Regions from separate parts of the Mus musculus genome. Here regions 1, 3, 4 and 5 are each linked to region 2. The links are chromatin loops, found by intact Hi-C in ENCODE. Cell type or tissue: left cerebral cortex. All regions are shown on one strand. Region 1 overlaps Pemt (phosphatidylethanolamine N-methyltransferase). Region 2 holds the start of Rasd1 (RAS, dexamethasone-induced 1). Region 3 holds the start of Gm38498 (a long non-coding RNA gene). Region 4 has its middle 28 kb from the start of Rai1. Region 5 has its middle 36 kb from the start of 1810063I02Rik.

Region 1 (5,000 bases), 52 kb before region 2:
GGTCTTATTCTGGGCTGATGTGTGCTTGCCTGTGTCTTTCCTATGTCAGTGTTTTGAGTACATGCAGTTCTTCCATAGACAGGGCTGCACATGGGCCAGACACATGAAGCAGTCATGTAGAAGTGACACTTCTGTGTCTTCCAGCCTGCCACCTTTCCTGGCCGTCCTTGGGAGCTTGGCTCAGTCACTTCACCAGGCCTTTGAGCACACTCAGGCCCATCATTTCCCTTCTGCCTCTGAGTACTTGGGCCTGGGCAGTATTCCTGGCTTCACAGAGCCTTGGTTTTCTCTTCTGTAAATGGGGATAGGAGTCATGGAGTGGCCTGTTGCTGTAAGACAAGGAAGGTCTTGGTGAGAAGGGTGCTCAGACCTGCACTGCAGTTGCTGTGGGGCTGCCTCTTCTTGCCTTTGGCCTCTCTCTCATGCTTGGCAGCTCTCGATTTTAAAGAACTGGCCCATCTTCTTGCCTGTGCGGTCCACCCAGACTTCTGTAGAGTATGCTCACTGAGCATCTACCCTGGGGCCTACTCATAGGTCTTGGGTGTTGTTCGCTGAGTAGCTGCAGGCAAAGCCTGAAACTGAGAATTGTGCCTCAGTTTCCCTTTCTGTGAGCAGCATCAGCAGACACTCTCCATCTGCCCCATATTGTATGATGTTATTCTTGGGGAGACATGAACAGATACCTACTCACACTGCATACGAAACTAATGACAGATCAAAGTATTGGTACCACTAAAGTCCAACTTGGTGAACTAGTAAGGTTTATTGGGATTGCTTATAAGAGTATGGGTGAGGGGCTGGAGAGATGGCTCAGCAGTTAAGAGCACTGACTGCTCTTCCAGAGGTCCTGATTTCAATTCCCAGCAACCACATGATGGCTCACAGCCATCTGTAATGGGATCCAGCGCCCTCTTCTGGTGTGTCTGAAGACAGCTATAGTGTACTCATATACATAAAATAAATTAATTAATTAAATTTTTTTAAATTAAAAAAAGAATATGGTTGAGATATAACTTACAGAAGCATAAATAACTCAGTCAGCTGCATCACCAAAGCCCACTGCAGTGACAGCTCATGAGGGCTAGGAACCTGGAACACACTGCCTAGCCTTCGAGCAGCTCAGTAGCTTGGAAAGTGTCCTTTCCAGGTAGCTTAGTTGGTCTGAATGTTTTTCAGGCACTCTGGCTAGTCTCTGTTTTTCTTATGCAGTTCAGTGTGTCCTGGCTTTTTCCAGTCAGTTCTTGTCTGAGCCTCTCCTAAAGCCCCCAGTTTGTCTGAGAGCAATACTTATAGCTTATATATACCTGGGGAGGGAGTGGCCTAGAAAAGCTGCTTGGTTTGAGGAACTTCCTGTTTGACCTTGCCTTAGAACTTCTTGCTGTTTCACCACCCTGTAAACATCCTGTCTTAAAACATCCTGCTATCTCACTTTCCCATTAATACCTCACATCTTACTAAGTGAAGGAGTGTCTCTCCAAGATGAAAGGTTTTAAACTAGAGGAAACTGCTATACAACACCTTGCCCAGCCTGTGGGGAAACTAATGAAATACCTTGCAGGGAGTACCCCAGACAGCACTGGGCAGGCCCCAGCTTGGCAGGGGCAACTAACTGCAGATGTCCTTTGTCCTGCGTCACTGGTGCCTAGTAAAGATTTGGTAACTGGGGAACATGGGTCCTACTGATCCTGTGGGGTTGCCTGGGCCCTGGGAGCAAATGATTTAACTACATGGGTCAGAGTAATGGCAGGAAAGCAGGGGAGAACATGGACTAAAAGGTACTAAAGAGTACTGAGTATTCCCTCGTCTCATCTCTCACATGCTAGGCTAGGTGGAAGGCCGTTATGGTCAGTGTACTGGTTAGAGCAGGGCAAGGTGGAGTTGCTTGGCTGTGGTGGGTCGGGAAGCCAATGTTCCCATAATTGAGGTGGGAACAGGACAAAGAGGGAACTGGGGGGACACAGCAGACTGGCTCTATGGAAAAGCATAAGCAAGGCCAGGCGTTGCACTGCCTTGGTTAACAGTGCTGACGACATTTGTGGTAACTGTTTCTGTTATGGGTTCTATGGCCCCTTTCCCCTGATCTTTCTCTCAGCCTTCTGAGCCCTGGGTAGTAGCCTGTAGGGCTGTGGGCTTCCATAGATGGGGCAGGCATCTGGGACAGCATCTGTTACTGATTTTCTGTGTATATTTGGGGAAGTTCTTTGCACTTTCTTTCTTTCTTTCTTTCTTTCTTTCTTTCTTTCTTTCTTTCTTTCTCCTCCTCCTCCTCCTCTTCTCCTCCTCCTCCTCCTCCTCCTCCTCCTCCTCCTTCGAATATGAGTACACTGTAGCTGTACAGATCGTTGTGAGCCTATGTGGTTGCTGGTAATTAAATTTAGGGCCTCTGCTTGCTCTGGTTAGCCTAGCTTGCTCCTGTCAACCCTGCTTGTTCAGGCCCAAAGATTTATTTATTATTATAAATAAGTATACTGTTGCTGTCAGACACACCAGAAGAGGGCATCAGATCTCATTACGGGTGGCTGTGAGCCACCATGTGGTTGCTGGGATTTGAACTCAGGAGCTTCTGAAGAACAGTGCTCTTACTCACTGAGCCATCTCACCAACCCCATTCGTTGCCTTTTCAAGGCCTCAATTTCTTCCTCAAATGACCTCTACTTGAGTATTTGTTTATTAAAAGTCAGATTATTTGTGCCAAGGGCCACACTCAGAGGTGGCTCTTTGACTTATGCTTTTGGGTGAAGGATGAAAGGATCAGGAGGGTAGGCACTCACTTTGCCTTTTATTTAGCTGGGTACCAATTCACTCTCATGCTTTCCCCTCAGCATTAGCTAGCACCTCCTGTTGCTCTGATGTCCCACAGCAGGAAGCCCACCACAGTGTCAATCATTTGGGCCTCTGGTTCCTGGCTCAGCCCACCAGGCATGCTTCTATGTGTTGATTGATCACCCAGAGTTGACCCCTTGGCTGGTTTTTGTTTTTCTTTGACCATGGAGGTGCCATTTCCTCTGCAAACCCTTAGGAGGAGCTGGGCTGGCTCTCAGCTCACCTTGACATTTCCCTTCCGGGAGCCAGAGCTTTCTCCAAGGGTTGTTTCCCACAGCTGCTCAGGAAATACTCGCCTCTGTCAGGAAGTAAGGATGTCACCCGTTGCTGCCTGAGTCCTTTCTCCGTCCCCTGCAGGCTCTCTGTGAAGGCATGTGTCCATCCCTTGCTCTCCTGCTCTGTTGTTTCTCCTACCTTCCTTCATTTTTCAGGCAGTTGTGCTGTGTCCCATGACTTGGCCTCCTTGTTCTATGTCAGAGGCCCTGTAGGTACAGCCTGAGCCTGGTTCATGGTTTTGCTCATTCAGTGCCCATTTCCTGGTCATTTCCCTGTGGCGGCAAACACTTTTCTAGGAGGAGTTGTGGGTATTAGAAGTGGACAGGAAGCTAGCCCATCGAGGGGCCTGATTGGCCTCCATGGTCACCAGGCTCATAGCAGACTGAGCCTTTTGGCTTGTGATCCTGCTGACTATCTATCTGGCCAGCCTCTTACCTGCCTCTGTGGGCCCCAGTGTTTCACCTTCCACGTCTCATTTCCGGTTCCCTCCTGTTTAATGTGTGTATTTTTGTAAGCTCCCCACCTTTCAGGAGTGGCGGGACCAAGAAACAAAAGCTTCAGAGAGTAGTGCAAGATAACGCTCAGTGCCTCTGCCTGACCCACGGAGGGAAGCTGAGAAAGCAGCATGGCTTCTTGCTGGCTGTCTCCTCCATCCTGTCCTATGATGATGAATAGCGCCTGCCCCACTGTCACAGAGCCACAGACAGTGCCACTGGACTGTCTCTTTGGGTGCATCTGATTCTCCCATCAGCCACCAAAGTGTGTCCCTTTCTTTCTCAGCCCATTCCCCGGCTTTGTGTAGCTCATCTGGCCTCTGTTAGAAGAGGTAAGATCCTTCGGAGCCCCTGCTCCAGTGTTTAGAGGCCCACACGAACCCCTGGAGTGGGGATTGGCTCTTAGCGGCTCCAGCATGGCCAGCGTACCTGATGCATTAGACACTGGTCTGGGCCTTCCTGGGTGGGCCAATCTCAAGGGCAGTGCTGAGTGTTTTAGGGAGGTGAAGCTGACCAGGGCCTAGCCTTGCTTTGGGAGCCTGTGGTCTGGACAGAGTCTCCTTAATTGCCTCAGAACTCTTTGGTCTCTTTTTCCTTCTCCTGGTGCTGGAGTTGATGCCATTTATGGCATGTGCCTCGTCTGCCCTCAGAGAGGGTTGGTTTCTAAGGCTGGGTTCATGTGCACGCAAACACATGGAAACTTCGTGCCCTTCTTCCTGGCCTTTCACTTTGTTACGTGTTTTTAAAAATCTGGTGAAATTGCAGTTCAAGGGCTCTTTGGTACAGGGCCCACAAGACTCACAGCACATGTCTGCTGGCTTTGAATGTGGCCAGTACCAGGGGAAGCAAGCTGCCACACGCCTGCCAATAGAGCTGGATATCTTAAAATGTCATGCTAATGCCTCTGAAGCCGACAGTTTTTCCTGACGTGGGACATGGTTGGAAAAGTCATAAACATTGGTATGTTGACATCTTTGCTCCTTTGTGGACTGTCAACAACTTCACACTGTTTGCCAAAGGATAGAGGGTTTGACTTCATAGCCTCTGGCTCCAGAGGGCAGGCTCAATGCTCATACCTCCTTTACTCTGAAACCAAACCTCCTCTGTGTGAGGTGCTCTGGAGAGAAGCAGTGTACCCTCAGGGTGCTCTTTACAAGGCCCTGATCTGCTTTCCTGACTCTCCCAGGCCAGCTCCTGCTCATGGGCCAGGCCACAGATCCAAAGCTTACACTCAAATAAGCTTTAGACACTCAGTCTGGTGTTCCCCACATGTGCCTGGGCGTGTGCCAGGTGGAAGGGAGGGACGAGGCAGTGTGTTCACCTGCCACCGCCAGGAGCTGGATCTTCTAAGATGGCAACAGATGTCAGGGGAATCGTGGAGAGTTATCCATAGAAGTTCCTAATTAT
Region 2 (5,000 bases):
CCCCAGTGTGTCCCTTGGAATCCAGCAGGAGACAGGGATGGGATGGAGCCCACCAGGAGTGAGCTGGTTGCCAGAGAGCTGGGGCTGCCTCCTGACTGCTGGCTGTGTTGTTTCGAACCCACATGAAGCCAGTACATACTGTTGGGCACAGTATGTGTGTTGGGCACATAGTAGGGCAAGTTGGGGGCACATAGTAGGGCAAGCTGCTTACCCAATGGCCAAGAAGTAAAGGGTAAATGAGAAAGGGGTTGGGGTCCTACAACCACATTTCAAAGGCTCCCTCACAATAATCTAAAGACTACCCACCAGGCCCCACAGGAAGTGGAGCAGAGACAACCTGTGGGGTCCTCTTGCAGGCACAAGTAGGATTGGCCCCTGTGGGTAATGTGGTGGCACCCGATGCCCTTCTTTGTGACCCAACTTCAAAGAACCTTCTGAGTCCTCTCTGCCTCTGGATGAGGCTGTGTGGCTGGCATTTCCAGCTTACAGACCCTTGGCTTCCGCTGGACTCCCCTCAGCATTTGATCAGTTGGTAAGAGTTCTGTTCTGAGCAGGAAGCCTGACACTGCTACAAACCTGTGTGGTAAGGAAACATCACAGTGACTTCCAGAGTTTCTGGGAAAGGGATGCACATGCTGTCCCCTGTGGAGCAGTGGCCTGGGGGGACACAGATGGTAGTTGGGATTATGTGGGACAGCACTGCCTGTCTTTCAGACCCCTCAGTGTTCTTGCGACCGGAGACTTGCTGGCAGAGGCTGTGTGACTGTGCGCCTGGAGGATGGAGTCTTCCTGACAGGGTGTTTGAGCTGGGTAAATGAACCTCGGAGGTGGCAGGAAACCACCAGTGTCTGCCAGTCACCTTGCATCTAGAAGGGACTGAGGCAAGATGTCAGGCCCAGTCGTGACACTGACAGTGGAAGGAGAGAGGGCCATGAATCTAAGCTGAGCCTTGGCCATCTGGATGTCTGTGGGTAGAGCTGGACCATAGCTTTGATTCTGCCATCCCTCCTCCTCCTCCTCCTCTTCCTCCTCCCCTTCCTCTTCCTCCTCCTCCTCCTCTTCTTCTTCTTGGTTTTGCTTTTTTTTGTTTTTTTGTTTTTCGTTTTTTGTTTTTTGTTTTTTGTTTTTTTTTTTGTTTTTTTTTTGGTTTTTCTGAGACAGGGTTTCTCTGTGTAGCCCTGGCTGTCCTGGAACTCACTCTGTAGACCAGGCTGGCCTCGAACTCAGAAATCCACCTGCCTCTGTCTCCCAAGTGCTAGAATTAAAGGCGTGCACCACCTCTGCCCAGCTCATCCCTCTCTTCTTATTCCTTGGATTTTCCTGGGACTGAAGACTCAGGGGAATGGTGACATTGGCTCTGCCCATCCTGAGTCAGAGCCCCAGCCTTCCACACAGTGCCTTCTGGAGGCAGAGGAGAAGGGCCTCAGCCGGGTGCGCAGCCATTACTTGCCCCCTTAAGAGGCCTCTTCCTGCAGTGACACTCTATGCTTATTACTGAATGCAGCAGTCCTGTGTTTGGCTGAGGCACAGGTCCTTCTCCCAGATGAGGGCAGACACCCCAGGTGAAGGGAGGGGAGCAGGGGCAAGGGCAGGAACCAGGAGGTGAAGGACTCACCCCAACTGGCCTGTCCTAGATCTAGCTGATGAGTCCCGGGTTCCTCAATTGATATGGATGTAGAAGCAGCCTGGGAGGAAGGGGAGTGAATATGGATATCCTGCTAGATTGAAACGGGCCAGACAACCGCAGCAGCCTGTGTAGTGGGCTCTGTTGTGGGGGCACAGGCAGAGGGGAGGAAGGGAAGACTGGGAGCCAGGTGGCCAGCAGCGTGCTTCCCTGTGCTTCAGTTCCCCCATCTGTTAAATGCAGAGTGTTGCTTCTCTGTCTCCAGGGAGAGCATTATCATTTAGCACAGGGACCACCAAATCAATACACCTACGTTGCATGGGCTCCAGGCAGGATGCCCACTGCTGATCTAGAGACTGGGTTTCTGTTGAAATCCTGGATCATAGTGCAAGCATCTGGATGGGTGGGAATGACTTTAGCCCTGCCTGTGGGACACCAAGACTGCCTGGATGGGCAAGGGGCATTTGTCAGCCACTCGGTCTCTGGGCCTCTCCTAAATAAGACGAGGTCAGAGCAGAATAAACACAGCTCACCTGTGTCGTCAGTTACAAGCAGCAGACGCGTCCCGTTTCTCCTCAAGCATCACTCAGTCCTGGTTACTGATCAACCTGCCACCGGCTTCCTCCCCTAGGCAGCCTCCCTGATACTATACTTTTATTGTTCTGACCAGGCCCTGGTCTCGGAACGTGTTTGTACTTAATCTTTACAATCAAGGAACCAGTGTCATCTTTCAGAAAGGGAAACTGAACTACAGTGAAGGTTGTGCTTCCAGGCCTCCTCTGAGATCATCGGCCCCAGTCAGCCACCTCAGTGCAAAATGACGATGAATTGGCCCACGAGAGGGGAAAGTCCCGAAAGCCATAGGAGGCTGTAGGTACTCTGGCCTGTTTTGATTTTTTTTTTTTAAAGGGGCTTGTCTCGAAGTATGAAGTCAGGTACAGACTCTCCTCTACTGAGGTCCCCATCGATCAGATTCTCTCTAGTTGGGAAAGTAGAGCACAGGAAGTCCATGACAGCGCTCCCCGTCAGGGTCCCCAGCCAGCCTCCTGCCCCTCTCCAGAGTGGCCACAACCTTAGGCATCCCAGCGGGTCCGTGGGGCTCCCTGCTTCCCTCTGGTGGCTGAAGCGCAAAGCGCGGACGATAACATAGAAAACCCACAAACACCGGACACTAAGCCCAGGAGAGCACCAAGAGTCCGGGGACCTAAGGGGTTGGCCCTGGGGCAAATGTCCAGCAAATCTGTTGCTATCATCAGATAATATTTTTTGGGGAAACTAAGGCCCAAGAAAAGTGGGTGTCTGTGCACTAGTGTTAAGAGAATGGAGATCCCAGAGGTAAGTGAATCAAAGGCACAGCCAGGACCTCTGCGGCCAAAAGTGGGAAGCGCCGGATCCCACTGGCCGTAGTTTGGATTTAGTTTTCCTTTCAGCGCACGTAGGTCTGAAGAGGAGCCTCAGGCTCCAAGGCGGAGGTCGCTGCGTCTAGGAGGAGCTGGGCGCGTCCGGGGGCGGGACGTGACGCACCTTAGCTGGGAGGTGCCTGGCCGGGCTTCGGCCAACTGAATATAAGGGCGGTGTGGGGCGCGGAAAGCCTGAGCCTGCTGTCTGTACCCAAGAGCCCAGACCAGCTCGCGCAGTCCCGAAGCCAAGCTCTTCCGTCACTCCGGAGTTCTCTGCAGCCCTCTCTCTACCTTCTCTCGGCCACGCATCCGCCCCTGGGGCCCCTCTACCCAATGAAACTGGCCGCGATGATCAAGAAGATGTGCCCAAGCGACTCTGAACTGAGTATCCCGGCCAAGAACTGCTACAGGATGGTCATCCTCGGCTCATCCAAAGTGGGCAAGACGGCCATTGTGTCGCGCTTCCTCACGGGCCGTTTCGAGGATGCTTACACCCCTACCATCGAGGACTTCCACCGAAAGTTTTACTCGATCCGCGGCGAAGTCTACCAGTTGGACATACTGGACACATCCGGCAATCATCCGTTTCCCGCCATGCGGCGCCTCTCTATCCTCACAGGTGAGTGGGGAGTCGACGGGGATAGGGGGACCGGAGTCTTGAGGGGAGTGGATGGGGCTGGTGTGTTGTGCTTGGGGCTTGCCCCTTCACCTGGGGTGTCTGCAGCTCTGTGCCTGGCAGCTGTCCTCACCTTTCCCACTCGTTCCCTTATAGGAGACGTTTTCATTCTGGTGTTCAGCTTAGACAACCGCGACTCATTCGAAGAGGTGCAAAGGCTCAAACAGCAGATCCTAGACACCAAGTCCTGTCTCAAGAACAAAACCAAAGAGAATGTGGACGTGCCGCTGGTCATTTGCGGTAACAAAGGGGACCGGGACTTCTACCGGGAAGTAGAGCAGCGGGAGATTGAGCAGCTGGTGGGTGACGACCCTCAGCGTTGTGCCTACTTCGAGATCTCAGCCAAGAAGAACAGCAGCTTGGACCAGATGTTCCGTGCGCTCTTTGCCATGGCCAAGCTGCCTAGCGAGATGAGCCCCGACTTGCACCGCAAGGTATCTGTGCAGTACTGCGACGTACTGCACAAGAAGGCTCTGAGGAACAAGAAGCTTCTGCGTGCGGGCAGCGGAGGCGGGGGCGACCACGGCGATGCCTTTGGCATCTTGGCGCCCTTTGCTCGCAGACCCAGCGTGCACAGCGACCTCATGTACATTCGTGAAAAAACCAGTGTCGGCAGCCAGGCTAAGGACAAGGAGCGCTGTGTCATCAGTTAGGAGCCCCCAGGGTCAGCCACACAACCTGAGGACCTTTTTTGTTCAAAAGTCAAATCGGATTCCTGGACTAGCGGTCCGTGCCACAGGAGCGCCAATTGGCCTTCTCCTTCCCTCCCTGAGACCCAGCCCGGGGAGACCAAGCCAGTAAGGGACAGTCACCTGCTGTGAAAGGAAAGAGAACTAGCTAAGACAGGAGCTGTCACCTCCGATTCTGGGATGCCAGGACCCAGCAGAGGGGCGCTTGGCATTTTTCTCAAGAGGTTTGAGAAAAAGCGTGTGAAGTTCATCAGCCTGTGAGACTTAAAGTAACTGTCCTGCTCGCTTCAGGGCAGGACTAATAATAGGGCATTATCTTGTCTGTGATTGGTGTTGCCATGGCCGCTGTCAGCCACCTCTGTCCTCAGCAAACTGGAAACTTTGGCTGGAGGTGGGGGGGGGGGGTGTTCAATCATAGCCAAGTGACTTGTTTACATGTGTGTGTGCAATTACCCAAAAGAAAAACAAAACACAAAACTTGCACTTTAATAGTTCCAGTGTCAATGTGACATGAACAAAATCTCTACATTTCTATTGTGTGAGGTCTTTATTATTATTTTTTATTTAAAATAAAATAATTTAGAAACGGAAAATGGTGCTTTGCTTTTAGG
Region 3 (5,000 bases), 61 kb before region 2:
CTCAGTGGTTAACAGCCCTGCATGCTCTTCCAAAGGTCCTGAGTTCAAATCCCAGCAACCACATGGTGGCTCTCAACCATCTGTAATGAGATCTGATGCCCTCTTCTGGTGTGTCTGAAGACAGCTACAGTGTAATCATATAAATAAATAGATATATCTTAAAAAAAAAAAAGAATCTACCCTCCAGCTGGAGGAAATGGCTCAGTGATTAAGAGCACTGACTGCTCTTCCAGAGGTCCTGAGTTCAATTCCCAGCAACCACATAGTGGCTCACAACCATCTGTAATAGAATCCAATGTTCTCTTATGGAGTATCTGAAGACAGCTACAGTGTACTCATATAAATAAAATAAGAATCTACCCTCAAGAGAAATAACAGTTCTCCAGGACCAGTGCCACTCTTCCCAGGGAGACCTGCCTTGATCTAATCTCCTCACACTTGCTCCTCTTAAGGGTTCCAATCCTCCCAACACCATCATGCCGGGAAACAAGCCTTCAGCATGTCCGCCAGCTTTAGTGGACACATTGAAATCATGTTCAAACCATATCAAAGAGATTTGTCCATTATTGTCCAGATACTTAGAGATTGACAGTATCTGTAAGAGCAGGTGGGCCTGACCCTGGCACAGTGGCATCCTGGGAAGAGCAGTGAGTGAGTAAACATACAAACCAACATTTTAGGGACAAAGCAGGTAAGAAGGAAAGACAGGAAGGGTAGTCAGGGAAGGCCTGCCTGAAATGGTGGCTTTTGACCGAAACCCAACACTTGCATAAGAAAGTGCTGGGTTTCTGGGGGAAAGTTGTAGGGGACTGAGCTGATTTTTTTTTTTTTTGAGTGGCATATGAAAGGAGTGGGGAGGCAGCCAGGGTGAGCTGGGAGGCCAGCCCACTTTAGAGGCCCAGATGGCAGCATGAAGCAGAATGGGGCCCTGGCTCCTGCCCAGCAGAGGTCAGCAACACTGTCTCTGGAGGCTAATGCGGTGCCCCAAGTGGTCTGAATGCCTACTCTGTATCTCCTGCACCCCTTGGCCCAGCTTCGAGGAGCACTGGTCCTGTTATCTTAGAGTGCTCCAAAGCACTTGCTTTCCCTTCTTGTCCCCAGCCTGCCATGCACTGTGTCCTAGGTAGCAGCTGCTGCTTGGCTTGCATCTGAGCGGATCAGCCAGGGTCCTCCTCAGTGCTCACACTTGTGTCTGGTGCCCTGGAAGAGCTGCTGTTTTCCTGAGCATGGGCTGGCTCATCACTGGCCTTCTGCGTAGCATCAGTGGACACATTCTGCATGCATCTGACATGAGCTCGCACTCACTCGGGCAAACCTGGGAAGGAAAGCACTTGAGGGTCTATGACAGATCCCGGGAGAGATGGGGTAGATGGCTCTGTGAAGCTCCAGTGGCCATGTTTCGCCTGGTCAGAGCTCTGGAAGGCCAGGGCCCGGATCCCAGCAGTGGCCTTGAGCTCAGACTGTTTATTTGAGGAAATGTCACACAAGCTTTGTTACATTAGCCAGATGGAGCAGATGGCTGACAGCAGCCAGCAGCCAATGGAGGCAGTCTGTTTGGACACCAGGGCAGACTGGGATGGATCACAGAGTCCATCCTGAACCAGTCCATCTCAGGGCCCTGTGTTGGGAGTCAGCAGGACAGGAGTCTTGTCAGGACAGCTGGTGTGAAGAGGGCAGAGCTCCTCACAAGTTCCCTTCTGTGTCCTCTTGTTGCTGTAGATCCAAGCCACCCCTCAGGTCAGAAGCAGCTGCTCTTCCCTAAAGGTTGAGGGACATACCATGCTCTTCTGAGGAAGGTTGGTTGTACCAACTACCCACAGGCAACCTGGGCCCCACAACTACTAAGCCTAGCTGCAGGCAGATACCAGCTGAAGGTACCAACTCGGCTCAGGAGGGTGCCCACTTTAATTGGGACGCTGTCCTGAAGGCCTCCAGGGAGGGACTAGGCAATGGTCACCGTGTCTGGGGAGCTAGTTTGAGAAAGGTGACTGTCCTTACAGAACTTGGGAACAACTTGCTGTGCTGTATGTAGCATGTTTGAGTCCTGGGACTGTGGGCCTGGTGGCACAGGTGCCTTGGAAGGAGTTTAGGGCTTCTGGACAGTAGGTGGCGCTATGGAGGTGAGAATGACAGGAGAGGAAGGGAAGGCAGGGGAGAGGTGACAGTGAGGAGAGGAAGACAGAGTGAGGGAGAGGTGACAGTGAAGGAGAGGAAGACACAGTGAGGGAGAGGTGACAGTGAGGGAGAGGTAACAGTGAGGAAGAGGCAGCAGGAGAGGAAGAAGATGCTATAGTGAGGAAGGAGATGAGTTTAAGAGAGTAGAGGTGACAGTGACATAGGAGACACCGAGAGCAGAGGACGTACCTAGTGTAGGAGGGGGTAACAGGGAGGAGGAGTGTACTGGCGGGTTTGGTGTGAACTTGACACAAGCTAGAGTCATCAAAGAGGAAGGGGCCTCGGTTTTGAAGAACTGTCTCCATGAGATCCAGCTGTAAGGCATTTTCTTTTTTTTTGGGGGGGGGCGGGGTTTCGAGACAGGGTTTCCTCTGTATAGCCCTGGCTGTCCTGGAACTCACTCTGTAGACCAGGCTGGCCTCGAACTCAGAAATCCGCCTGCCTCTGCCTCCCGAGTGCTGGGATTAAAGGCGTGCGCCACCACGCCCGGCTGGCATTTTCTTAATTAGTGATTGGAGGAAGGCTCCAGCCACTGTGCCTGGTGCCATCCCTGGGCTGACAGAAAGCAAGCTGAGCAAGCCAGGGGAAGCAAGCCAATAAGTAACATCCTCATGGCCTCTGCATCAGCTCCTGCCTCCAGGGTCCTGCCCCGCTTGAGTACCTGTCCTGATCTTCAAGGGTGAACAGCGATGTGGAAGGGTCAGCCAAGTAAACCCTTTCCCTCCAAATTGCTTTTTGGTCATGGTGTTTCCTCGAAGAATAGAAACCCTAAGACAAGGAGATGATAAGAGTGGAGGGTTTGACAAGGAAGAGGAGATGCCATTGAGGGAGGAGGTGACAGTGAGGGAGGGGAGCTGACAGGAAGGAGTTACCTAGAACGGGAGTGGATAGCAGGGTGGCAGGGGTGTGTTGCTCCAGTGGCGGCCAGCAAGAGCCCTGGTTCCTTTGCCCTTTGGTGCCCTTCTTTCTTCTGTTACCACACCTTCTGTTTTCTGCTCCCAGCCTGCCAACTGCCACTCGTCTCCGTGAGGGATCCTCTGATGCCAGAGCAGCTTTCCCTCTGCATCCACTGGGGCAGCCTAGGTTTGCAGTCTGGCTCTGGCCTTGCCGACTCCATTGGTCAGGTGAGGTTTGTGCACTGAGGTCTGTCTAGCTGCAGAAACCTCCCTCTTACCCAGGCCTGGCCTGTGGTGAGTTGGCTTGGGATAGTACTGTGCTTTCCTGGAGTGAGCACTTGGCTAGATGGGTAAGCGTGGATACCAGAAGAGAAGCAGGATAGCCAGGGGTGTGCTCATCACACAGCTCCCAGAGGCACTTAGGAGAGAGCACAAGCACCAGGTCAGGCTTGAGGATAAGGCGTCTGTCTGGTCTGTAGAATGGCTGTCTGTCTTGAGGTGGGCTTTTTAGAAGAGGAAGAGCACTGAGGGATGAGGGAACCTTGCAGGGGGATGTGAAGTTAGCGGGTAAGAGGGGTTTGGGTTCCCTGAGGGATGATCCTGCCTCCCGGCCAGCCACCCAAGTTGTTTCCCGGAGGCAAGTCGGTGAGTGAGAGTGTGCATGTGAGTGTGATGGGTAGGGACAGTCAGTGGGCAGTTTGGGATTCTTGCTCCATCTGGCATAGAAATCTGGCACCTGGGACATGACCCACCCACTAGGCCGGGAGCTGGCACTTGGGGGGTCAGGTGTCTTCTCTTGTTTTGTGCTGCAGAGGCTGGCCTGGCTAGTTGCTATAGCTCAAGGCAGTTGAAGGTGTCACACGACAGGAGACCTGGGTTGTGTCACCAGGCTCACACACTAACACCTTTTGATTGATGGCCACCTGATGTACCCCGGCACGCCCAAGTCTCCTTTCCTTTGTCTCAGCTGTACTCATGGCTGTGGCCCTCCAGAACCAATGCCAGCCCAGCTTCACACTGGGCTGCAGGTGATCTTTAACAGTGACACCGCTGCACACTGTCAGTGTTGGCTCAAGTGCAGTGGATGTGTGGTTAGCTGGAAGTAGCCTTAGCCTCCTCACTGAGCCCATCCCTCCAGCACCGGGGTTACTTTAGAACCCAGCATCCCAGCATCGTGGGATGAAATGCCCCAAACAGTGTCTCTCACAGTCTGTGCCAAAGAACAAAAGGAAGGCTGGGCAAACCTGCTGAGGGAGGGTTGTTCTATGCCATGGGTCTAGGTGCTGGTTTCAGTTATCTTAGAATATGCGAGCTGGATGGGGCCCAGGCTGTCTCCCCTCCCTGGTTATTTTGGGATTGGCCATCTTGGTGTATAAGATTAGTCTGGTGCTTCACAGGAAGTGAGGTCTTAGGATTTTACTGTTTCATCTGTATCCCTGGCAGACCAGGCTGATCTACTACAGCACCCTCCCTCCTTCCCTCCCTCCCTCCCTCCCTCCCTCCCTCCCTGTTCCTTCTCTGAGGATTGAACACAGGGGCTTACATGCGCTGGTGTTCCTCCAGTCAGCCATGCCCCTGGCCTCTGCCCTGATCCTGGCTGCTGTAGCACAGTCTGAGAGTAAGTTCTTAACCTTCCTAATGCTGCGACCCTTTAATACAGTTCGTCATGTTGTGGTGACCTCCAACCTTAAAATTTATTTTCGTTGCTGCTTCATCACTGTGATTTTGCTACTGTTATAAATCACTGTGTAAATATCCAATATGTGGTATTCAACCCAAAGGAGTTGTGACCCGCAGCTTGAGAACTACGGGTCTGAGGTTTCATGACCCAGACTTGGCTTTGAGAGGGCACTCTTTCAGGAGCTCGACTTATCACCACGGACAGACAGTTCTCAGTGTGCCCCTGGACCTTTGCATGTTCTGTTCACT
Region 4 (5,000 bases), 110 kb before region 2:
ATCTCTTGAGTTTGAGGCTGGCCTGATCTATAGAACTCATTTCAGGACAGCCAGGGCTATATAGAGAAATGTTGTCTTGAAAAAAACCACAAAACAAACAAACAAACAAACAAACTCAAAACAGAGGCTGGAGAGATGGCTCAGTGTTTAAGAGCACCTGCTACTCTTCTGGGGGTCCTGTGTTCAATTCCCAGCAACCACATGGTAGATCACAACCATCTGTAATGGGATCCAATGCCCTCTTCTGGTGTGTCTGAAGAGAGTAGCTCATGTATGTGTACTCATATACATAAAATAAATACATAAATCTTACCCCCACAAAACAAACAAAACAAAATCACCATCATCAATGCAACTTAAAGGAGAGTTTATTTGAGCTTACAGTTCCAGAGTTAAGAGTCCATCCTGATAGGGAGGCAGTGAGTGTGGGGGCAGGAACAGGGTGGTGAGAGCTCACACTGGACCACAAGCAGTAAGTGATAGTGAATAAAATGGCTCACATCTTTAAACTCTTTTTTTTAAAAAAGATTTATTTATTTGTTTTATGTATATGAATACACTGTAGCTGTCTTCAGACACACTAGAAGAGGGCATTGGACCTCATTACAGATGGTTGTGAGCCACCATGTGGTTGGTGAGATTTGAACTCAGGACCTCTGGAAGAGCAGTCAGTGCTCTTAACCACTGAGCCATCTCGCCAGCCCATCTTTAAACTCTTAAAGCCTGCCTCTAGTGACATACTTCTACCGAAAAGAGCAAATGTCCAAAGCCAAAGCGTCCCCAAACAGCACAATCAACGTGGGGGGCGGGGGGGGGGGACACTCGTTCAAACCAATGCATCTCCTCTCCTAAAATGTGGGCATCTTGATAGAAGAGAAAAGACTGTAACAGACAGAGGCTGTGGATGATCAGAAGGAATCTGTGTTTTCCGGACACAACAGGGCAGTTGCATAACCTCATGGCAATTGTGGCAATATTCACAAGATCTGCAAAGGCTCACACCGGAAACAATTCCAATATGAATGGGGAGGGGGCACAAATTCTCACTCCTAGTGAGGAGCTACTGTTCAGAGCTTTGAGGGAGAGTCAGTTTAAGGATGCAACCCCTTGTGGGTGGATCATGCTCCAATAAAGGGCCACACATCCCATTGCATGGGAAGCACAAATTGGAGTCAATGGATTTAAAAAATGAGAACAGAAAGTCGGGTGAGTTGGGAGAGGGGGTGGAAGTCAGAGGAACTGGAGGGGAGTTGAAAAGGATCAAAATATAGGAAGGCCAGCCATGGTAAAAATGCATTCAATACCAAGAGGGAAAGGCCAGTGGATCTCTGAGTTCAAGGTCATCCTCAAGTCAGCTCTTCTTGTTACTTTTAACAAGTATTTAGCTTACCAGCAAATGTCTTGCATCCCTAATTCTGTCTCAGCAACCTCATCCTAGACAACCTGGACCAGCAGGACCAACATCCAGTGTACCCAAGCGAATGCCACTTACAGCTAAGTCCTGTTGCACAGAGATTAAATCTTGCCTCCTTCTGTATTCTCCCTGGAGCTAGAATTGTGTTTCTTCCATCCACTTCCTGTGCTCTACCAAGTTCTAATGATGAAGCCAGGTCTGTTAGCTAATGCTACAGAAGGGTGCGTGAGAGAATGAATGTGATCACTGAGAAGACTCCAGCCACGGCAAGAGCTGGGAAAGAGCATGCCATTGGGAGGAAAGAGTAAGATGAGGGAGTTCTGTCCTTCACATCCTAGTCCCAGCCAGCAGCACTCAAACTAGGCTAGAAAGCTGTGCATGGGGCTCAGGAGACTGAGCAGGCAGGAGGGCCACAAATTAACAGCTTAACAAATTAAACCAGGCCAAGAAAGACCCAACCAACCATCAGGATTTGTGGAGAATGGCTAAGCTCCTGTCCCAGGAGCAATGGCAGATAGCGCTTTTGTTTGGTTGGTTTTGTTTTTTGTTTTCTGGTCCACTGAGGGAGTCAAGCCAGATGTTCTATGAGTAGTATACTGTGGAGGGGACTAAAGAACATTTCAAAAATATGGGTTCACTGTTAGAATCCCCCCAGATGGGACCATGGGACCAGTGCTCTGACTTCCAGCTATATTAATGTATTAAGACTTGTTTTCTTCTTTTTCTGTCTTTGGCTTTGACCTTGGATCTCTTAGTAGTGGTGGTGGTGGTGGTGGTGGTGGTGGTGGTGTGGCACCTAGGGACCGGTTCGTAACAGCACATGACCTGTCATCCACTAGATGGCGGTGTTTGCTTGGTGTTGGGTAAATTTAAACCAACAGCTTTTAAAGACTGGGTGTGATGGTTCATGCCTGTAATCCCCAGCACTTGGGACAGGAGGATTGCTTTGAGTTTTGGACTAGCTCAAGTTACATGGCAAGACACTGTCTTAAAAAACAAAAACAAGTGGCGTGGTGGCATACACCTTTAATTCCAGCACTCAGGAGGCAGAGGCAGGCGGATCTCTGAGTTTGAGGTCAGCCTGGTCTACAGAGTGAGTTCCATAACAGCCAAGGCTACACAGATGAAATCCTGCCCTGAAACAAGCAAGCAAACAAACAAACAAACAAACAAGCAAGCAAGCAATTTTTTTATAAAAGGGGTCTGGTAAATTGGGGAGATTTCAGTGTTCCCAGGGCCCTGTTGCTCACATGCTCTCTCTCTCTCTCCCTCCTCCTCCCCCTCCCCCTCTCCCTTTCTCTGTGTGCATGTGTGTGCACATGTAAAATCCTTGCAGACCACCAACTAAGCTGTGTGATCAGATGAACATGACTTCCCGTGGCTTCACGAGAAGGGTCAGGGTAGGCTAATCTCTGTTGTGACATTGGCAACCACTTCCCTGAGTTTCAGTTTCCTCCCCCAGAAACCAGGGGTTGGTGCCATGTTGAGATTTTGCCAAGCAGACTGCAGCCAGTCTGTCCATGGCATGGCACAGGTAGTCACTCAAGTGTGGTAGCTTTTGTTAATGTGACCACGGGAGCCAGGCTCTTCCAAAGGCCTCTGGGGCCCCTTCTAGCTAATGCAATGGGTGGGTGGATGGGACATTAGGGACATTTTTAGTTGCTTGTTGTTGCCTTTGAAGGTACAAAGGCTCTCACAGGCTAACAAAGCTCCTGGAAGGAGAAGAAGAAGAAGAAGAAGAAGAAGAAGAAGAGAAGAAGAAGAAGGAGGAGGAGGAGGAGGAGGAGGAGGAGGAGGAGGAGGAGGAGGAGGAGGAGGAGGGAAGGAAGGAAGGAAGGAAGGATGAAAGAAAGAATGAAAGAAAGCAAGCAAGCAAGCAAGCAAGCAAGCAAGCAAGCAAGCAAGCTGGCTTTCATACTGGCCTCAGCTCTGTAAGGAATTAGTCATCTGAAGAAAGAGGTCCCTTTGTCTTTTCCGTGATTGCCTTGTTGATAAGTTGGTGAGGGTTAGGTGGTAAGTCAGTTGGCATTCCTTCTGCATTCCTTATCTAAATCTCATGTTTTATTTTGTTTTGTTTAGTTTTTACCATATTGGGGTTAACCCAGAACCTAATGTGTTCTGAGAAGGCACTGCATTACAAAGCTACACCCAGTCCCAGTGAACAAAGGCTGGTCTTGAACTCCTGGATTAAAGTGATTCATGATTCTCTTGCCTTGCCTTCCTGGGTAGCTGGGATTATAGGTGCTACCTGCCTGATTAGGCCTCAATTCTGCCCCCCTTTTATTTTTATTTTGGACAGCCTGTACCTGAGCCTTGAACTCACTATGAAGTTGTGAATGGCTTTGAACTCATCTTCTTGCCTCTACCCCTCACGTGCTAGGATTAATGCAGTGCTAAGGGTCAAACTCAGATCTTTGCATGCAAAGGAACGAAAGCCCAGCTCAACCTTACTTTTGCTTTACTTTGCTACCTTATGTGTAGCTCACTCTGGATTCAGACTTATAATTGTTCTAGTTTAGCCTTTTCAGTGCTGGGACTACAGGTTTAGAGCCACCTTTACATAAAAGTTATTACTTTTCAAAAATGAACACAGGTGGATCCACATATTCTTTTTTGTTTGTTCGTTTGTTTTGTTTTGTTGTTTTTTGTTTGTTTTTCGAGACAGGGTTTCTCTGTATCGCCCTGGCTGTTCTGGAGCTCACTCTGTAGATCAGGCTGGCCTCGAACTCAGAAATCCGCCTGCCTCTGCCTCCCAAATGCTGGGATTAAAGGCGTGTGCCACCACTGCCTGGCTGGGTCCACGAATCCTTTTATTCAATTGGGCATCCACTCTGTCGGGGAGGGCAGTGTGAACCCAGTGAAAAATGAGGCGCTGGCCATCCTGCCTCACCAGGATTCTTCTGGCTGGGCCTGGTGCAGACTAAATAAGTAACCACATGTGGCAGTTGGTGCAGCAGAATGAGGAGTTGGAGGGGTACTTCCTGCTGTGGCGCATCACCTTGAATAAGTTTGGGCCATCGCTTGGTGGTCCAGTACTTGTTTGACAGGTAGAAGGCCCTTGGTTTGTTCTGTGCAAGGCATTACCAAACAAAACAGAGAAACAGATGGTTCAGCAGAACTTTATCTTATGTTTTGGAAACAGGAATCAGAACCAAGGGGCAGAAACCAAGGCGTCTGGGGGGCTGCCTGCTCCAGCCACTTTACAGAGGCAACTGTTCCGAGTCTCTTCCAGCTTCCGTGGCAGCAGAATCTTCCTCCCTCTTTTCTGTCATCACGTCCTTGTCTCCCTCTGCCTTGTTCAGCCCACTGTGGGCAGAGTCCACAGTCAGGCCTCAGTAAGCGCTGCATCTCAGGGTCCTTTACCACAGGACCACCTAAGAGAACTCAGACTCTGAGATCAGAGTGTGGATGTCTCTCGAGGAGCATCTTTTCAAGCGTCTCTGAAGTGGGTGGTACCTGGAAGGTAGAAGTCTGGAGGAGGCGACAGACAGTTGAGCAGCCTCAGCCCGGAGCTAGGCTAGGGAGTGCTCACAGGTGATACAGTTCATTGCACACTCGACTAATGAGTGAGAAGACTGCCAACAGA
Region 5 (5,000 bases), 80 kb after region 2:
CCATTGTTGCTCTTTAGGAGCAGAAAATCCCTCAGGACTTTCTTTTCTCCAAGTTGGAAGCTCAGCTGGGTGGGGCCTTGCCTGAGGACACCACTCCCCTGATTCCATTTTGCATCAGGCCTTTAATCTTTTCACCTCTTTCAGAACAAGCCTTGGCTCTAATATTAAATTTCCTAGCATTATTTTTTCCCCTCAAACTGTACATTTTGTATTTCTTTTTGTCCAAGTTGTTCCCTTTCGTGATAGACTTGCATAACAGCGATCACTAATAACCACTTGACAGAGTTAATATTAGGCTGTCTCGAAATACTTCTGTATTAGTCAGGGTTCTCTAGAGTCACAGAACTTATGGATAGTCTCTAGATAATAAAGGAATTTATTGATGACTTACAGTCGGCAGCTCAATTCCCAACAATCGTTCAGTCACAGCTGTGAATGGAAGTCCAAGGATCTAGCAGTTACTCAGTCTCACGCAGCAAGCAGGCGAAGGAGCAGGAGCAAGAGCTAGACTCCCTTCTTCCAATGTCCTTATATTGTCTCCAGCAGAAGGTGTAGCCCAGATTAAAGGTGTGTTCCACCACACCTTTAATCCCAGATGAAAGGCGTAGCCCAGATTAAAGGTGTGTTCCTTAAACTCGGAGATTCAATCTTCTGGAATCCATAGCCAATATGGCTCAAGATCTTCAAACCAAGATCCAGATAAGGATCTCCAAGCCTCCAGATAAGGGTCACTGGTGAGCCTTCCAATTCCGGATTGTAGTTCATTCCAAATATTGTCAAGTTGACAACCAGGAATAGCCACTACACCCCCCCACTAAGGAAATTAGTCTAAAGCTTTCAATTTAGCCTCAGGAAAATTGTTAGGACAAGGCAGAAAGCCATATTTGCCCAAATATCACAAGAATAGCCTTATACCAGTTGCTAGCATTGTTCCCCTTTGAAACCTTTAGCTGAGCCCCCATAATCAACGTGTCTCTTATCACTACTCACTGTCTTTCCAAGTTCCTACTGTGATGGCCCATTAAGCCCCATTTATAACACTCAACTGCTTTCTTAGTCCAAAGTCCCAAAGTCTTCTACATTCCTCTAATAAAGAGCATGGTCAGGACACAACAATAGCCCATTCCCTGGTACCAACTTCTGTCTTAAAGTTACTTTTCTATTGCTGTGATAAAACACCATGATCAAGGCATAAAAGAAAGTGTTTACTTTAGTTTATGGCCTCTGAAGGTTAGCATTCATGACTGCAGAAAGATCACATCCTGACTGATCCACAAGTAGGAGAGAGAGAGAGAGAGAGAGAGAGAGAGAGAGAGAGAGAGAATGAGAACACTGGGAATCCTCCAACAAGGCCATACCTCCTAATTCCCCCACAAAGTTCCACCAACTGTGAAGCAGAGGAGGCTGTGGGGACCATTTCTATTCAAACCATCACAATCAGCCTGTATGCATGTCCAGCCACACACTACAACTGGTTGATCGCCCTGGTTACCTGCTGCCTGGAAGCTGTGGGACCACTCTCTGCCAGCATCTCAAGAGAGGGTGGGAGGGAGCACTTAGCACCAGCCTGGGAAGACACCAAAACAGGAGACTTCAAAGTCATTCCATTTGGTGAAGTAAGTATAACACATCACACCTTACAGTAAGTCAAGGATCAGCCAGGGAAGATGCGCCACATAGAAAATGACCAGGAGGTCAATACCTCCTTCCCAGATCTGAGCATAGGCTTTACACAGCATCGCAGGGCACCTGAGCGTCAGGTCCCCATTCCCAAGACTTTCCCAACCCACAGCAAAAGGCCTAGCAGGGCTCTCCTCCAAGGAAAAAGTGGAGGTTTTTTTTGGGTGTGTGTGAATAAGAGTGGCCCCCATAGGTTCATATATTTAAATGCTTAGTCATCAGGGAGTGGCACCACTGGAGAAGGATTAGGAGGTGTGGCTTCGTTAGAAAAAGTATGGTTTTAAGGTTCCAAATGCTCAAGCCAGACCCAGCGGCCCTGACTCTTTCTGCTGCCTGTAATCTGGTTGTAGAACTCTCAGCTATGTCTCCAGCACCATGTCTGCCTGCCATGAGGACAATGTACTCAACTTCTGAAACTAAGACAGCTCCAGTGAAATGTGTTCCTTTATAAGAGTTACAGTGGTCATGACGTCACTTCACAGCACTAGAACACTAAGACATGGCACCTTAGCCAAAGGGGATGGAGAAGGATGCAATAGGAGAACCCAGGAAGGATTTGGAGTGCTCTGCAGGGAGAACATCCTTCACTATCCAAGGTCAGCAAAGGAGAAACAATGTTTCTGAAGTCGTGGGTACAGAAGGGCGTGATGTGTGGTCCAGCTCTGCGGGTAGCTACGCCTCAGCCTAATCTGACTTCCCCAGTCCCAGGGGAAGGCCAGGAACTGAGAATAGACGTCATCCTATTTTCCAAACAAACAGCTGGCATAGTGCCTTTAAACTCTGAAAATTTTGTTTCTTCTTCACCGTTTTCGTCAGCTATCCTTGGGGCTTTATAAATAGAACCACTCAAACGCAGGCAGGGGTAAATCAGGCAGCCAGTCTGAATATTCAGCACAGGGCTCAGAGCCTGGGGAAGAACAAAATGGGTGAATTAATGGCCAGGCAGAGCCACCAGCTACTTCCTGGGGCCCCAGAGAGAGGAAACCTGCAAGGGCAACAGGGCAACAGATGGTCAGAAGCCCCAGAAAAGACTACGCGGCCTCTGAACTTGTCTGCCTTTCCCAGAAGCCCTCCATGCTTCCGGAACACCCTCCCACGGAGCTTCCGGTGCCATATGGCCCAGGAGCGCCCCCAAGCCCTGTGCTCTCGCTCCTTTAAGTGCTCTCCTTCCTCCACAAGAAGCTTTTCTCAAGAATCCAGGGCTAATCATGGCTGCAGGCTCCTGTTTTCATATGGCTCTGGGGCGCCTCCATGTGAGACCAGCTGCCGATGGCTACAGCTGTTTAAACACTGCCTGTGCTATCACATGGATATCTCTGTGTGGTTGCGGGAGGCCATGCAGGATGATGCCTTCAGGATGTTTATATTCTTGGGACGGTGGGGGTGTCACTGTCACAGGAGGTTGGGTGCCATCACCGTGCTCCTCTACCCTTTCCCACGGGCCTACCCTTCTGCACAAGGCTGCGCGGGCCTTGTCTTAGTTCTTAGTCCCTCCATGGTCTTCAGCTTTCTGAACTGTGCCCTTCCCTCATGGCCCTTCTTATCACCTGCCCTGCCCTGCAAATTCCCCTTTTTCTTGTGTCCTATTTAAATATCTGTCCATCTCTCTTCTTCCTCTCCATCTCTGTTCCTTTGGGATCTTAGGGGTTAGGGACATAGCCTTTCCCCCCAAATGAAGGAGAGTTGCAGGTGGTGGCCCAGAAGCTGGAGGTGGAGAGGTCCAAGTTTAGGCAAAGGATGCCATTTAAGAAAGACCTGGTGTCCGAACACTGTTGAAGAGCAGTCTTCACCCACCTCAGCCTCTGGAGGAGGGAAGTGTAGTGTAGAGGCTTTGTGGTGGGATACAGGCTCCAACCAAAGTGGTGGTGAGTAGCTAGTGAGGTCAGAGGAGCTGGGCTAGGCAGGAGGCAGAGATGAGGACTTGGCAGTAATGAAAGGCTTTGCGTACACAGGGGTATCTACCTCAGCTGACACCCTGGGAACAGGCTGGGCAGTTGCTCAGCATGAAGTTGACCCAAGCTCCAGTAACCATTGACAGCAGATGGGCTGGAAGCCAAAGCTGGGGGAACCTAACATCAGACAGTGTCAAGAAAGAAGCTGATAGGAACTGAGGTCACAGCCCTCCTCAGGGAAGTCCCACTCTACCCCATTGATACCCTGGCTCCCTGTTGGCACTGAAGATGAACAAAGTCTATAACCTAGTCAGTAGTCAGAGCATGTCAGCACACAGCCCTCCCCCAGCAGCAGGAACCATGGTGCTGGCCCTCATCCTATCCAGAGCCCAACTCAGCAGAGATGGCCAGCGTAGTGTGGGGCTGGAGCCACACACAGGGATCTTGGGGCCAGGCCTGTCTATGGGGTGACCAGCAAGCATCTACAAATGGACAGTCTGAAAGTGTCAAATTGTAATTAGAAGGAAAGGAGCTATGACATCACAAAACTCACAGAATGGTCACTATATGGTAAGGTCTCCTCCATCAGGGACCTGATCTTCAGCCTCTGAGCCAGAACGGAAGCCAGGCACTCACAGGGAGTTCCATGACCGATGCATCTGGTCCCCTCATATGTCAGCCTCTGGCATTTGGGGCTCAAGACATAGTATAACCACTCAGAGTCTATACCCTAGCAAATTAGGGTCCCTGGGAGCAGGAAAATCCTTATATACCTTATCTTACCTATGATGGCTGAATTCATTAAGGGTAGGGCCTCTAACAGCTTCTTTTCCTTCTTGTTAGAGTTTATAACTTTAAGAGTTGGTAACTCTTTCAAAAAGGAACCTTATCAGGAACTGAAGAGATGGCTTAGGGGTTAAGAGCACAAACTGGTTGCTCCTCCAGAGGACCTGGATTCAGATTCTTAGCATCCACAAGGCAGCTAACAAGCATGTATGAATCTAGTCCCAGGGAATCTAATGCCCCCTTCTAGCCTCTGTGGACACCAGGCACACATGTGGTACACAGACATACATGCAGACAAAACACTCACATGTAAAAATTTAAAAATGGAAAAAAAGGAACTGACAAGGTCACATAGTTCCACTCTCATGTTTTTCTACATTCATTTTTCTTGTATTACTTGTGTGTGTGTGTGTGTGTGTGTGTGTGTGTGTGTGTAGGTATGTTCAAGTGGGTACAGGCACCCACAAAGGCTGGAAGATTGGGATGCTCCTGGAGCTGGGGTTACAGGAAGTTGTAAGCCACCTGACACGATGCTGAGAGTCGAACCCAGGTCCTCTGGAAGAGCAGTTCAAGTTCTTCAAAGCTGAGCCATCTTACTGGGTTGTGGTGTTGCTCACCTTTAGACACATTCTGGAGGCAGAG

What was found. A loop is a pair of places that touch in the nucleus more often than their neighbours do. Peaks named below come from ENCODE experiments on the same cell type or tissue, not always from the same donor. Only the 100,000 strongest peaks of a DNase experiment are listed, where the experiment ranks them.
Region 1: it touches region 2 in a loop (2.2-fold over the local background); 19 of 42 quality-filtered maps call a loop at or near these places.
Region 3: it touches region 2 in a loop (6-fold over the local background); 22 of 42 quality-filtered maps call a loop at or near these places.
Region 4: a loop joins it to region 2, with 4 times the contacts of the local background. A loop is called at or near these places in 20 of 42 quality-filtered maps.
Region 5: it touches region 2 in a loop (4-fold over the local background); 15 of 42 quality-filtered maps call a loop at or near these places.

The regions. Positions count from the first base shown.
Region 1 is chr11:60,014,925-60,019,924 of GRCm38, reverse strand. All of the region lies in intron 2 of Pemt (phosphatidylethanolamine N-methyltransferase), which reads left to right. Among named protein-coding and RNA genes, the nearest start is that of Gm38498, 9.5 kb to the left of the region's middle. In left cerebral cortex, CTCF peaks have their summits at 921 (motif pointing left) and 2,999; no DNase peak of the experiment used is centred here.
Region 2 is chr11:59,963,163-59,968,162 of GRCm38, reverse strand. It overlaps Med9 (mediator complex subunit 9), which reads right to left. Exons shown (of 2, transcript NM_138675.3): 2 at 4,857-5,000. Rasd1 (RAS, dexamethasone-induced 1) reads left to right here and starts at 3,219. Exons shown (of 2, transcript NM_009026.5): 1 at 3,219-3,643; 2 at 3,797-4,982. The coding sequence starts at 3,358. The coding sequence ends at 4,353. In left cerebral cortex, a CTCF peak has its summit at 2,752 (motif pointing left); DNase peaks (open chromatin) are centred at 3,640, 3,834, 4,120, 4,497 and 3 more places; H3K4me3 peaks cover 2,098 bases; H3K27ac peaks cover 1,667 bases.
Region 3 is chr11:60,024,588-60,029,587 of GRCm38, reverse strand. The region is part of intron 2 of Pemt (phosphatidylethanolamine N-methyltransferase); the gene reads left to right. Gm38498 (a long non-coding RNA gene) reads left to right here and starts at 2,634. Exons shown (of 3, transcript XR_879899.1): 1 at 2,634-3,299. In left cerebral cortex, a CTCF peak has its summit at 2,089 (motif pointing right); DNase peaks (open chromatin) are centred at 1,018 and 2,098.
Region 4 is chr11:60,074,252-60,079,251 of GRCm38, reverse strand. No RefSeq gene overlaps it. Among named protein-coding and RNA genes, the nearest start is that of Rai1, 28 kb to the left of the region's middle. In left cerebral cortex, a CTCF peak has its summit at 2,276 (motif pointing right); a DNase peak (open chromatin) is centred at 2,264.
Region 5 is chr11:59,883,224-59,888,223 of GRCm38, reverse strand. No RefSeq gene overlaps it. Among named protein-coding and RNA genes, the nearest start is that of 1810063I02Rik, 36 kb to the left of the region's middle. In left cerebral cortex, a CTCF peak has its summit at 2,926; DNase peaks (open chromatin) are centred at 2,508 and 2,806; H3K27ac peaks cover 1,199 bases.